Regions from separate parts of the Homo sapiens genome. Here regions 1 and 2 are each linked to region 3. The links are chromatin contacts, found by Hi-C or POLR2A ChIA-PET in ENCODE. All regions are on one chromosome and are shown on one strand. Each heading gives the region's core, a stretch centred on a gene start or an enhancer-like site at or near the end of the contact. The rest is flanking DNA. Distances are from core to core; before and after follow the strand shown.

Region 1 (4,301 bases), core at 998-3,497, 360 kb before region 3:
CCCTTGTTTTAAGTCATGACACTGAGCAGTATTGCCTCTCTTTCAATGGGTAAGGTAAGCACTTAATTCTGTAGTTCTAACTGAGGAATATGAAGGCCTGAGCTGGGATGTTGCTGAGCATGTGTGTCTCACATGTATGTGTGTGCACGTGCACACACACACACACTCTTACACAATTAGCCAGACAGACTTCCAACATGCCCCTCCATCATCACCCAGGTAAGACAAGTGAAGGGAGAATTCAGAGACAAGAGATTTTCCTTGCTCTTGTGACCCTATTGGCAGAAACACTGGAGGCCTAGACATTTCCACAGCTCCAGTGGTCCCACTGCTTGAGGTGAAAGTAGGAGAGAAGAGGAGAGGAGATTTGGCCTTCACCTCCCATGCCCCTGGGAAGTAGGGCAGTCAGAGGCAGCTCATCTGGAAACTGAGCCTTTGTGAAGTCCAGCTACAGCCTTGGAGATGCTGGTGGAACATACCCACAGCCATGCTCTGATTCTTCACAGCTGCCACAGCTAACCATTGCTTTTGCTCAGTGAAGACCTCACATGGAGAAGGAGCAGAATGTCAAGCCTCAAGTGTTTGTTTCTTTTTTTTTTTTTTTGAGACAGAGTCTCGCTCTGTCGCCCAGGCTGGAGTGCAGTGGAGCGATCTCAGCTCACTGCAACCTCTGCCTCCGGGGTTCACGCCATTCTCCTGTCTCAGCCTCCCGAGTAGCTGGGATTACAGGCACCCACCACCATGCCTGGCCAATTTTTGTATAGTAGAGATGGGGTTTCACCATGTTGGCCAAGCTGGTCTTAAAATCCTGACCTCAGGTGATCCGCCCACCTTGGCCTCCCAAAGTGCTCAGATTACAGGCGTGAGCTACCATGCCCAGCCTGTTTCGATGTTTTTTATAGATTCCCCCCGCCACACCCACAAGCTGCCATTGCCTTTAGGTAGGACAAATGTCCTCTCTTCTCACTTATCTTAGACAATTCCTTAAATCCATCCCTCTACTTTGACTAAAATATAAGCTAAGTCTGGAAAAGCTCAGGCCAGGAAGCTGTGTAAGTGATATCATAAATGTTCTACTCATGGATATAAATGTCTTAGGGCTTTGTCCCCTTCCAGCAAAAGTCAGGCCATTCTGTGGAAAGAAAGGTTAAATGAAGTGAAAATTAGTGACTAAAATGTTCCTCTTTCTTTAGTGAGAAAAAGCAAATCTGCATTTAGCAGCTTTTCTGCTGTCCCAACTCCAGGTATTTAACTGGAGCTAACCACTTTTGAAGTGAAGAGAAAAAGGGAGAGAAGTGAACCCAAGGATGGGAAAGGAGACAGGGCGAGACACCAGAAGGATGGCTGAGCCTGTTATGCCCAAAGCACCCTCATTCTAGAGCTGCATCTACGGGACTGGTAGTTCTCCTTAAGAGAGAGAGAACCACCGTTGAATTATTTGTAGGGACAGGGCAGAGATCACCCACTCCCACCACATCCACACAAGGGGGAGAAAGTCCCAATGTCTGAAAAACAAAAACTTATAAATAGGGAAGTGTCTGAGGCTAAGAAAACCAGCAGACACCTGACAATTTTCCTTACGCAAATCTCAACTAGTATACCAAAACAAGTGACTAAAGCTGGCATCACTTATGAAGAAGTTGACCTCTGTTTTCTACAGTCAGATGACTAGAGTCAGAGTCTTAAAAAACAGGAAGTGCCAGATGTAGTATCAAATGACCCAGACAGTGAAAAGTAAGGCAGAAAACTAAATTGGAAGACAGGAAGTCACAATCACACCACAAACAATACAGATATTTGTCTGAGATATGCTTGGCGGGGTGCCTTATCACGGCCAGAAAATGGAGGAGCACGGCCGAGATGTTTAGCAGAGGCCAGGCCACCAGCAAGGGCCAAACTGACACCCTCCTGGAAACCTCTTCTCTGCAGCTGAGAAAAACTTCAGGGCTTATATTGCTGGATGAAAGTGCCATTTGCAGGCTTAAGGCCAAATACCATTACTAAGCCCTGGGATTTAGCTCCTGAAAGAAAATCTCTGGCCCTCCCCCACCCCACCTCCTCCTTGCCCATCGTAAGAGTAGTGGCCCTCTAGTGTTTCTGGCAATGATTCCTCCTCCAGGTAACAGCATGTTCACCTTGCCCACCCCTCCCCTACTCTCAGTCTCCACTCAGCTGATTTGAGTTGGCCCATGATGCTGACAGCAAACCCCTGGTCATACTGACTGATTCAGGAGTTACCCTTTTGGAGCCCACAAACATGACTCCTGAGATTCTGCTGGAACTATTGGGAAATATAAGCTGTTCATCAACTGGAATTACTAATCTGGTAGCACAAAATCTTAACAGCTGCCAGAAGCTACCATGTGGACAGAACCTGCTGGGGAATTAAAACCAACACAAAGGAAAGCAGCACAATTAACACAGAGAAAAAAAAGAGACTTTGTCTTTAGGATTTGATTCCAAACTCCTGGATCCATCTTTACCTGAAGCTAGGCCACACTGCTGGATGTTTCAGCAGTGAGTCCAATCATCTCTTCTGATGGTTTCAGCTGGGAATCTGTTCAAAGAGTTATAATACAGTAAGCAAAGGGTCTAGTTTCTGGTCTTTATGAGGTATTCAGCAGGACCCTCTCTCCTCTTCATTTGTACTGATTGTCTGCAACTATATTCACCATGAGCCTTAAGCGAAACTTCTTTGTCTCTCTGAATCTTTTCTCCTCTGGGATAAAGAGGTTCAACCAGAACAGGACTCTAAGGTCCTATGCTGAAATGATGATTCCAGAACTTCGTGATATTCTCCTGAAATGTTTCAGATCCATTAAAGCTCAGAATACACTCAACTTTACATTCCAGTGAATGATTTCTATACCTTTTCTATATAGCCCAGAGGGTCAGTATTTGCCTGGACACTTTTTCAATATTACAGAAAACAAGTAAGAAAAATATAAGTTATCTGGAAAATATTGGTTGAGGAAAGTTCTTCAACTAAACATTACCTATGACTCTCTTCTCTAAAATCGAGGTGGCCAAAAGCCACAGGTATCGGAGATGTAAAAGTACTGCCCGTTTCTGCCACCCAAGATTTCTGTGGTCCCTGGGTAGGTGGTAGACTGCTAGTACCACAGACAATATGTGAAGGCACAGTCCTCAGGAAAATACAAGTTCCTTTAAAAAAATTTTTTTGAGACTGTGTCTTGCTCTGTCACCCAGGCTGGAGTGCAGTGGTGGGATCACAGCACTGCAACCTCAAAGTTCCTAAATTTAATTGTACACCTTTTTGATGAACTTTTTATTATCCAAAATTATTTAGGCTGTAAGTGACAAAAACACCAGCTCAAAATGGTTCAGACAAAAAAGCTTATTAATTTGGCTTGTGTAATTTTTTAAACGATCCACATTCAGGTACCCAGGTGCTCAAACACTGTCTTCAGGAACATGTCTCTCTCCCTCTGCCTCTTGGTTTTACTTTATTCTCTGGGCAAGCTCTTCTTATTTATTCATGTAGATAATCTACCAGCAGCTCCAACTTTATACCCTACCAAGTTAGCAGCCCCAGAGGAAAGCAAGCACCTCTTTGTCAATAGTTACATAAAAAACCCCAGAGCTAATACCCATCGGTCCAGCTTGACTTATATGTGTCCATCTCTGAAACAAGCACTATGATGCCAACTGGCCGGACCTAGGTCACACACATATGCCAGTACTCCAGAGGGTGGGGTCAGCTCTATCTGGCCCACACATTGGCTAAGGCTGAGGAAGGGATGCTGACCCCAAGGAAAACTAGAATGCTGCTTCTAAAGGAAGGGGAAATGGATGTGTGGCAGGGAAAAAACAAACACTGCACAGCTCTTGAGCCAAATACAAAAGGCCCAGCCTGGGGTGCAGTATGTTTCCTTCTAAATGGAGGCATCATTCTTTTCTCAAATGGGAGTAAAAAGCCCTATAGAGGGGTAGTGAAGAAGACACAGGAGGTCAGCTCCGTGGGCTGGAATTGAGGGTCAACACAGGCATTTGTCCCATGTGAAACAGCAACCAGTGCTTTGCAGGGCTGTGGAAAAGTTTCATTATTATGTATGAGAAGAACCTAGGAGGCATCTGATGTTGTCAAGGCTGTGCCCTGAGATGTGTTTGATGCCTTCCCTCTGCTCATTCAGGCCCCCATCTGCCTGGACCATTAGGCACTGCCACCATCATCTATGTGGTTAGACAGCACACATAGACCAGGGCCAGCCACTGCAGAGGTAACCGGCACTACCAGGCATCTCACAAGAGCATTGGCATTGAATGGCCTCTCTTTCTAT
Region 2 (3,914 bases), core at 1,236-3,735, 330 kb before region 3:
CTTGATAAGACTGAAGCACACACTCAAGACATTCATATCTCCAGTTACTTTGCAAACAACATATTAAACCTCAGGCCTCTCTCTCTTTCTGGTTTTACAAGTGTGTTGTAAGAAGTTAAGCAACTAAAACATCATAAGGAGATAAGAATTAAGTTTAATTTCCTCTCATAGCCCTCCACTCCTCCTGAACAAAGTCATTTCCTAATGTATTGCAAGACAACGTTAATCATCCCCACCCCATTAAATCTATTTGCTTTCATTACATGTTCCTAATCCAGTTGAGTATGGACAAAACATTGGATTTACTTCCCATGAATTTCACCTTTTATTTTAATAACTACTTCCTTTGCCTGTTTTCCCTGGCTTGCCTTTCATCTTCTCCTCCCTAATCCTTCAGCTTCCTCATGATCTGGGATACAGAAAGCTCAAAGAAGCTCTAACAATGCCCTTTCTTTATATCGGCCAGCTCCCATATCCACCCCCAGCTTGATCTACGCCCCACTGGTTCCGAGCATTAGTCTGATCTCAGGGTCAAGAGCATAAGAACTACAGCAAGATATTTTGCAGGCAAAGGTACTGGGCTATGGCAAGCTCCCTCATCCGCTCTGTAACAACATTTGAAGCAGGTGTAAAAAGTCACACCAAACCCGTCTCCCTTCGAAGCACAAGGTCAAAAGGATAAGAATCAAGGGGCTGGTGCAATCCTAGTCATTCTCCTTGTTCACTCCCTCTTGCTGCCAGGTCAGGAGGGTCCAGGGAGAAATTAGCCTCAGAATTATAGTCTGAGCACCTTGGCTTTCCCTAAAATGAATGCTTCAGAAATGCCCAGTAGGCAGATCATTAAAACCTTCTTAAGCATTGTTACGGGAAGGCCTCTGAGAGCCACAAATCTTGCCATAGAGGTACACTATTTATCCAGTCAGCATTTCCATAGCGAGCTGATGGCTGGTGAAGGATTTAACAAGGTGGCCCTCCAAGTCCCTTCACTTTACAAAGTGCCTTTTACAGGTGGGTAGGCTGACCTTGAGCAGGTTCATGTCTTTTCTCTGAACCTGTTTCCTCATCTGTGAAACAAAAGGATTTGATCAAAGCCTACAAGCCTGAGTTGTAAGGAGATGGTTTTAAGTACCCTGTTCCCTCTGTCTATTCCAAAGAGCCTGGATTCCACTCTGGAATGAAATGGTGGTTCTGCCTTGGGAAAACTGGCCCAAACTCAAATAGACTAACTGGTGACAGAAAGGCCATTTAGCCTGAATATTTAATTAGACATTGGGAGTAGACATCTCTCCGGTGTCTGCTGAGCTCGCCACAACCCCCTTTTCTTCCCAACACAGTTCACATGGTTGGGCTTCCAATAGCCCTTCTGGTGGTTAGACCAACTATGGACACCTGACCCACGGACAGCCAATCAGATTGCCTCCCTCAGGAACTGGGGTTGGCAGGTCAATTTCCCCCTAAAACTGAAATCCTAATGTGTTTGTGGGCTGCTCTGGGTTAAAATGGAAAATGCATACTCACTTTCCATTCATTCTTTCTAGTCTTTGAACTTTAAAATGTGAGGTGTTCATTCTCACAGAACCTCAATTGCCTACGTGTATCTGCCCAACAGAACTTACCATTTCTCCTCAAGGTAGGAATGGGGGTGAAAAAATACCAGTTGTGTAACCCCCATTTGGTACCAGAAGAGCTTCCTTGCTGGTTTTCCTGGCTTGGAGGCATGGTGTGGGAGCTTAGGCACATAGACCAGCCTAGAAGGTGAGCTTGAAGATAGCATTAAAGGTAACCACCTGAACTGATGATTCAGAGCTAGAAAGCCCGTACCATTTAATTAGCTCCCTTTGCACTGGCCTCAGTGGCATCTGAATAACATGATCTTGGCACTTACTGCAAGTTGTGAGGCTAATGAGGCTTATCTCTACAGCACTTATATGGACTTTGAAGGCCAGGGCAGTGCAGTGAGGAACAGAGGGGAGTTGTGGAAAGATTATGTAACAGGGCCTCTGGGCTATAAGGCTGCATGGTCAGCCCTATGGACCAAAGAAGAGACTGTTGATCTGCTGATAGGGTGATGACACCCCAGCTTTGCTTTTTATTAGCTGTTCTATTACCGGCAACCACAGCATCCATAGTTAAAATCTAATCTGAATGCTCCTTGAGAATCCTTGGGCGCAGAGGTTCAGAAGAGAGGCTGACAAGCCTTGTGTCTTGTGAACTACTCTGTCCCCACAGCAATGCCCAGACATCTGCGCCACAGCCTGCTCTGACTTCCCTTTTTCTGTGCTTCAAGCAGCCTTTTCCATTCTTTGCACTAAACAAAGTTTGCTATCACTCGCCTCCCTCGATGGTTTCAGGAGGAGAGCTGTTGGTATGTGTGCTCACTTGTGACCTGGTGCTCAAAGCAGTGAACTAGAGAAACAGCCTGGTGGGTGGAGTGTCTAAAAGGAAATCGGGACTCAAGATAAGGAGGAGCAGCCCACTGATGAGCTAGGTGCCCTTGGGCAAGTCCCTTAACTTCTCTGACTTTCTCTTAACTCCTCTGTAAAACAAGCAGAGAGGATAAGGTGATTTTCAAGACCCTATGACTACATGGTGTGATTTCCCTTGCTCCTTCCTCCTGCAATGCCTCCTGTGTCCTGAACAGTTCCTGTGAAAATTACTTCTAGGAAAGGTATTTGCCCCTCCAAAGCCTTTTCCAGATGCTGCTTGCCTGAAAGGGAGCAAGCTCTGATTGGGATTCACCCCACACTTTTTTCCTCTAACACCAGAAATGCTCATTTGTATTGATGACTTGAAGACTGGAAGCCTGTGTTGCTCTGGCGATAGACAGTTGAGTTTATTGGAAGTGAACACCAGGCTTTCAATTCACATCAGTCTGGGTCCTCGGATTTGCATGATTGCACATTCAGAGACAGGCACCTGCACTCGGGGCATCCTTGGCTGCCCACACGTTCCACTGAGCCAACCCCAGCTGCTACAAGCTGCCTGTTTAAACAAGGCCTGCTGGGAGTTGAGCAGGGCTGCTGAGGTGAAACAGTGTGTTAGTGGTTGAGGCTGTTCGCACAGAAGAGTCCCCTCTGTTGACCAAGCCTTTCTGGTAGCTCCTGGGACAGCTGCAAAGGGTGTGCGACCCTAAGGAGCCTCCTCCCTCGTGGGCTGGAGCATCTGCTAAGGCCTGTTCTTCATTCCTACTCAGCATCAGAGTGAGTCCTACCATGCTCAGCTCCTCCACTAGGGAAACCTCCCTGGACCTCAGTCCAAATTCAGAACCTCCTTCATGAAGATTTCATAGTAGCAGACAATCCATAGTTAATGTCAGGGTTTAAGTCCCAACGTTACATTGACTAGCTGTGTAACCCAACGGCTTTTGGAGCCTGTTTCCTCAATTGTAAATGAGGATAATAATATTGCCTACATGGTTGGGCTGCTGAGGATTAAATTAATTAATACATGTTAAACACTTAGAACAGGCCTGGGATGTGGAAAATGCTCACGAAATCTTAGTCATTATTTTGTCATTAATTTGGTTGAGAGAGGTCAGATGTAGAAAGCACCTGGAAAAAGACAATTTAAGTTCATCGTTGAAACGCAGTAATCTTATTTAAGTATCAAAATGTTCCTTGTAAGCAAGATGGAATTGTTTAACTGTGACACTGGGTACTATAAACTGCAAAGTAATCTCTCATGAAATTTTAGAGTTTGAAGATTAAAATGCACTACTTAGAATGCAGTCTGGGGAAAGGGTAGAAGAATGGGAAGAAGGTCTTCTCCTTTAACCAGGTCTGGTAGACCACCCCTCAAGCTTTCTAGTCTCCCTCCCCATGGAATGACTTGCCCCCTTGCTCAGCTCCAAGCAAGAAAACTGAAGAACCGGGAAGTGAAATGATTTTTTGCTGATCTGCGATTCAAGACCAGGT
Region 3 (4,196 bases), core at 944-3,443:
TTTTCAAATGAGGTAATACATACGATTACAGATACACTGCAACACGCCAGCATTGAGCTTTTTTGTTAAACTCTGTAAATATCTTGTGAATAGTGTATTTGTACGTATGTTAAAATAATTACTTGAGCTTCTGTCCACTCTGTTTGGCATTTTAAAATCTTTTCAGGCCGGGCGCGGTAGCTCACGCCTGTAATCCTAGCACTTTGGGAGGCCGAGGTGGGCGAATTGCCTGAGCTCAGGAGTTTGAGACCAGCCTGGGCAACATGGTGAAACCCCGTCTATACTAACATACAAAAACAAAAAAACAAAAACAAAAAAAATCAGCCGGGCGTGGCGGTGTGCGCCTGTAGTCCCAGCTACTCAGGAGGCTGAGGCAGAAGAATTGCTTGAACCTGGGAGGCAGAGGCTGCAGTGATCCGAGATCCTGCCACTGCACTCCAGCCTAATGACAGAGCGAGACTCTGTCTCCAAAAAAAAAAGAAAGAAAGAAAGAAAGAAAAGAAAGAAAAAAAAGAAAAAGAAAAAATTTTTCAATAAGTTGGATTTGGTGGTGGCAGGAAATCCCAGCTACTCGGGAGGCGGATGCAGGCAGATTGCTGGAGACCAGGTGTTCAAGGTCAGCCTGCACAACATAGTAAGACCTCGTCTCAAAAAAAGAAAAGAAAGAAAAAATATTTTTAATATGCAACAAGCCTCAAAAAATGGAAGTGGTCCCCGTTTCTCTTAATGTCTTGGAGGCCAAAAAAAGGTACTGGTTGGTGAAATACACATATAGATATCATCAGTACCCAGATGTTAATTAACGCCAAGGGAGTGTAAAGGGTCGCCCAAGAGAGCGACTTTACGGGAAAAGAAGGCTCTGGAACCAGAACATTTAAAAGACTCACTGAAGGAGAGGCGCCTACAAAGGATGCTAATCAGGAATGGCCAAAGAGATGGCAGAAAAACCAAGTGAAATGGTTAGGGAAAGATGGGGGAAAAAAACATAAGGATAACTCAAGCCAATAGTGCATTTTAAGAAGGGTATTAAGGCCGGGCGCTGTGGCTCACGGCCGTAATCCCAGCGCTTTGGGAGGTCGAGGCAGACGGATCACCTGAGGTCAGGAGTTTGAGAGCAGCCTGGCCAACATGGCGAAAACCCTGTCTCTACTAAAAATACAAAAATTGGCTGGGCATGGTAGCGGGCGCCTACAATCCCAGCTATTCAGGAGGCTGAGGCAGGAGAATCCCCTGGACCCGGGAGCTGGAGGTTGCAGTGACCCGAGATCGCGCCACTGCTCTCGAGCCTGAGCGACTGGGTGAGACTTCATCTGAAAAAAAAAAGAAAAGAAAAAGAAAAAAAGATTAATCAAAGTGTCAAATATTTCTTTCTTTTTCTTTTTCTTTCTTTTTTTTTTTTTTTTTTTTGAGACGGAGTCACACTGTGTTGCCCAGGCTGGAGTGCAGTGACACGATCTCGGCCCACTGCAACCTCCTCCTCCCAGGTTCAAGCGATTCTCCTGCCTCGGCCACCCGAGTAGCTGGGATTACAGGCGTGCACCACCACGCCCGACTAATTTTTGTATTTTTAGGGGAGATGGGGTTTCTGCATGTTGGCCAGGGTGGTCTCGAACTCCTGACCTCAGGTGATCCACACGCCTCGGCCTCCCAAAGTGCTAGGATTACAGGTTGTGAGCCACCGCGCCCGGCCAATGTCAAATATTTCGCTGATTTTCCTCGGTCAGCACCACCACAATAATTGTGCCACCTTACCCATGCAAGGTTTAGACATCTCTTTGACTCTTTTACAGGGTTTTATACTGTGGTTTCCATTATTTCCTCTAACTAGACAGCAGAAGCGGCTTACTCATTTTTCTCTTCCATAGAGTCTTACTCCGATCGTTCAATTAATATCAGTGGAATGATTTAAAGAACATTTGAAAAACCACTCGGACAAAACCCTCAGATTCGAACTTGTTCCAGCAGCCAAAAATACCCGCGGGCCACGGCTACACTGCGCAGGCGCAAAGGCAGATGGGCTTTCTCCAGAAGGGCTTTGCATTTGGCGCGAAATCCCTTTCCGTGGGCTGGGGCTCTTGGAGAGGCGCCGTTCATTGGTCAGGTTTGGCGCGAAATCTCCAGCTCCTGTGTCACGATTGGTTCCGGCCGTGCAGGTCGGAAGAGGGGGCGGGGCGGAAGCGGCGGCGGCGCGCGCAAAGCTGCAGCGTCTGGAAAAAAGCGACTTGTGGCGGTCGAGCGTGGCGCAGGCGAATCCTCGGCACTAAGCAAATATGGACCTCGCGGCGGCAGCGGAGCCGGGCGCCGGCAGCCAGCACCTGGAGGTCCGCGACGAGGTGGCCGAGAAGTGCCAGAAACTGTTCCTGGACTTCTTGGAGGAGTAAGTCGGCGAGCGCCCCGGGCCTCGCCCGCCTCCGGAGCCTGCGGCGTCTGGGCCAGGCGGTGCCGTGTGGGCGGCGGGTGTTCCGGAACCTGGGGGTCGCGCGTCCGGGAAGCGCCTCCCCGCCCGCCCCCCAACTTTAGGCTCCGAGCCCGGCGGCCGCGAGGAGCCTGGGACAGGCTGGGTTTTTCTGGAGTAAAACCCATCTCGAGCCCTAAGACGCTCGTGCCCAGTGCTCAGCGCTTTGCTTCTGTCACTTGATGCTCACCACCCCGCGAGCCTGGTATTTGCACAGCCCTCGGTGACCGGCGCGGAAACCTGGGCTCGCTGAGTATAGTAACTGGGCCGCTGGGTGCGGCCAGGTCGAGTGGGAGGCCGAAGTGCCATTGAATCTCGTCGGTGCCCTGCTGGGCCACGCAGCCGGGAGCATGGTGCTGGGGGTTCGCAGGGCACGGGCCACCCTCGCCTCTTGTGCTGATGAAAGTTTCTGCGTCAACTGTGGTTTGAAAGCTGCTGGGGGGCGGAGCCCTGCCCTGCAGAGAGTAGCTCACCATATCCCTTCTTCTGGGTCCCTTGCTCCCCTTTCCCTCTGGCCTTCCTTTCCTTTCTCTACTCTTCTTTTTTTCTGTGCCTCTGGGCTCCTAGCTTCATAACCCCAACCTCCTCCCTGGCTTGCCTCACCCACCGGTTATTTTTCCTGGAGCAGATACACCACGGCCTCCAGGATGAAGGGTCAGCAGTTTGGAATGGCTTTTGAAGTTCTTTTTTAGTAAAATATACATAACAAAGTTGACCATTTTAGCCATTTTTAAGTGTAGAGTCCAGTGGCACTAAGTGCATTCACCTCGTTGTGCAGCCGTCACCACTCTCCCATCTCCAAACTTTTTTTTTTTTGAGGCGTAATTTAGCCCTTGTTGCCCAGGCCGGAGTGCAGTGTCACCATCTCAGCTCACCGCAACCTCCGTCTCCCGGGTTCAAGCTATTCTCCTGCCTCAGCCTCCCTACTAGCTGGAATTACAGGCATGCGCCACCACGCCCGGCTAATTTGGTATTTTAGTAGAGATGGGGTTTCTCCATGTTGGTCAGGCTGGTCTTGAACTCCCGACCTCAGGTGATCCCCCCGCCTGGGCTTCCCAAAGTGATTACAGGCGTGAGCCACCGTGTCCGGCTCCAAACTCTTTTCATCTTCCAAACTGACATTCTGTGCCCATTAAACACGAACTCTCCTCCGTTACCCTCTCCCTCAGCCACCGTCACCCACCACTCTGCTTCCTTTCATTATGAGTTTGACCACTCTAGGTACCTCATATAAGTGGAAGCGTGTAGTATTTGTCCTTTTGTGTCTGGCTTGTGTAACATAATGTCTACAAGGTTCCTCTGCGAGGTAGCATGTGTCAGAATTTCCTTACTTTTTAAGGCTAAATAACATTGTCTGTACACATTGAGTATCCCTTTTCTGAAACGCTTGGGACCAGAAGAGTTTGGGATCTTGGATTTTTTTTTCAGATTTGGAATGTTTACATTATACTTAACCAATTGCATCCCTAATTTGAAATGCTCCAGTGAAAATCATGTCAGCACTCAAAAAGTTTCAGATTTTGGACCATTTCATATTTTAAATTTTCAGATGAGGGCTGCTCAACCTGTATATATACTGCATTTTGCTTATCCATTCAGTGGACACAGGTTCATTCCACCTTTTGTCTATTGTGAATAATGAGGTTCATTCCACCTTTTGGCTATTGTGAATAATGCTGCCTTCTTAGGAAATTTTGGTATACTTAAAACCATAATTTAATTTCCATTTCACTACCTATGG

The links. Hi-C counts contacts between places; a loop is a spot of excess contacts on that map. ChIA-PET counts read pairs that join two places held with the same protein, here RNA polymerase II (POLR2A). Pooled maps may share reads with other maps.
Region 1: a loop to region 3 is called in a pooled map, with 5 times the contacts of the local background. The contact joins the enhancer-like site here to the promoter of MCM6 in region 3. A Hi-C loop is called at or near these places in 8 of 50 pooled maps. POLR2A ChIA-PET finds 5 or more read pairs at or near these places in 4 of 52 experiments (B cell, T-cell, activated CD4-positive, alpha-beta memory T cell and 1 more).
Region 2: a loop to region 3 is called in a pooled map, with 7 times the contacts of the local background. The contact joins the enhancer-like site here to the promoter of MCM6 in region 3. A Hi-C loop is called at or near these places in 1 of 37 single-sample maps with no recorded cell type and 7 of 50 pooled maps. POLR2A ChIA-PET finds 5 or more read pairs at or near these places in 3 of 52 experiments (OCI-LY7, activated CD4-positive, alpha-beta T cell and activated T-cell).

The regions. Positions count from the first base shown.
Region 1 is chr2:136,236,342-136,240,642 of GRCh38, reverse strand. No RefSeq gene overlaps it. Among named protein-coding and RNA genes, the nearest start is that of CXCR4, 120 kb to the right of the region's middle. RefSeq lists enhancers at 1,405-1,474, 4,107-4,301, 3,704-4,301. Within about 2 kb of position 2,247, at least 17 of the 41 ENCODE cell types and tissues checked have a DNase peak (open chromatin) inside an H3K27ac peak, as active enhancers do; they include B cell, where a contact is called at or near this core.
Region 2 is chr2:136,205,887-136,209,800 of GRCh38, reverse strand. No RefSeq gene overlaps it. Among named protein-coding and RNA genes, the nearest start is that of CXCR4, 90 kb to the right of the region's middle. Within about 2 kb of position 2,485, at least 7 of the 41 ENCODE cell types and tissues checked have a DNase peak (open chromatin) inside an H3K27ac peak, as active enhancers do; they include OCI-LY7, where a contact is called at or near this core.
Region 3 is chr2:135,874,440-135,878,635 of GRCh38, reverse strand. MCM6 (minichromosome maintenance complex component 6) reads left to right here and starts at 2,193. Exons shown (of 17, transcript NM_005915.6): 1 at 2,193-2,377. The coding sequence starts at 2,271. RefSeq lists enhancers at 1,919-1,978, 2,669-2,798, 2,568-3,103 and a silencer at 2,439-2,598.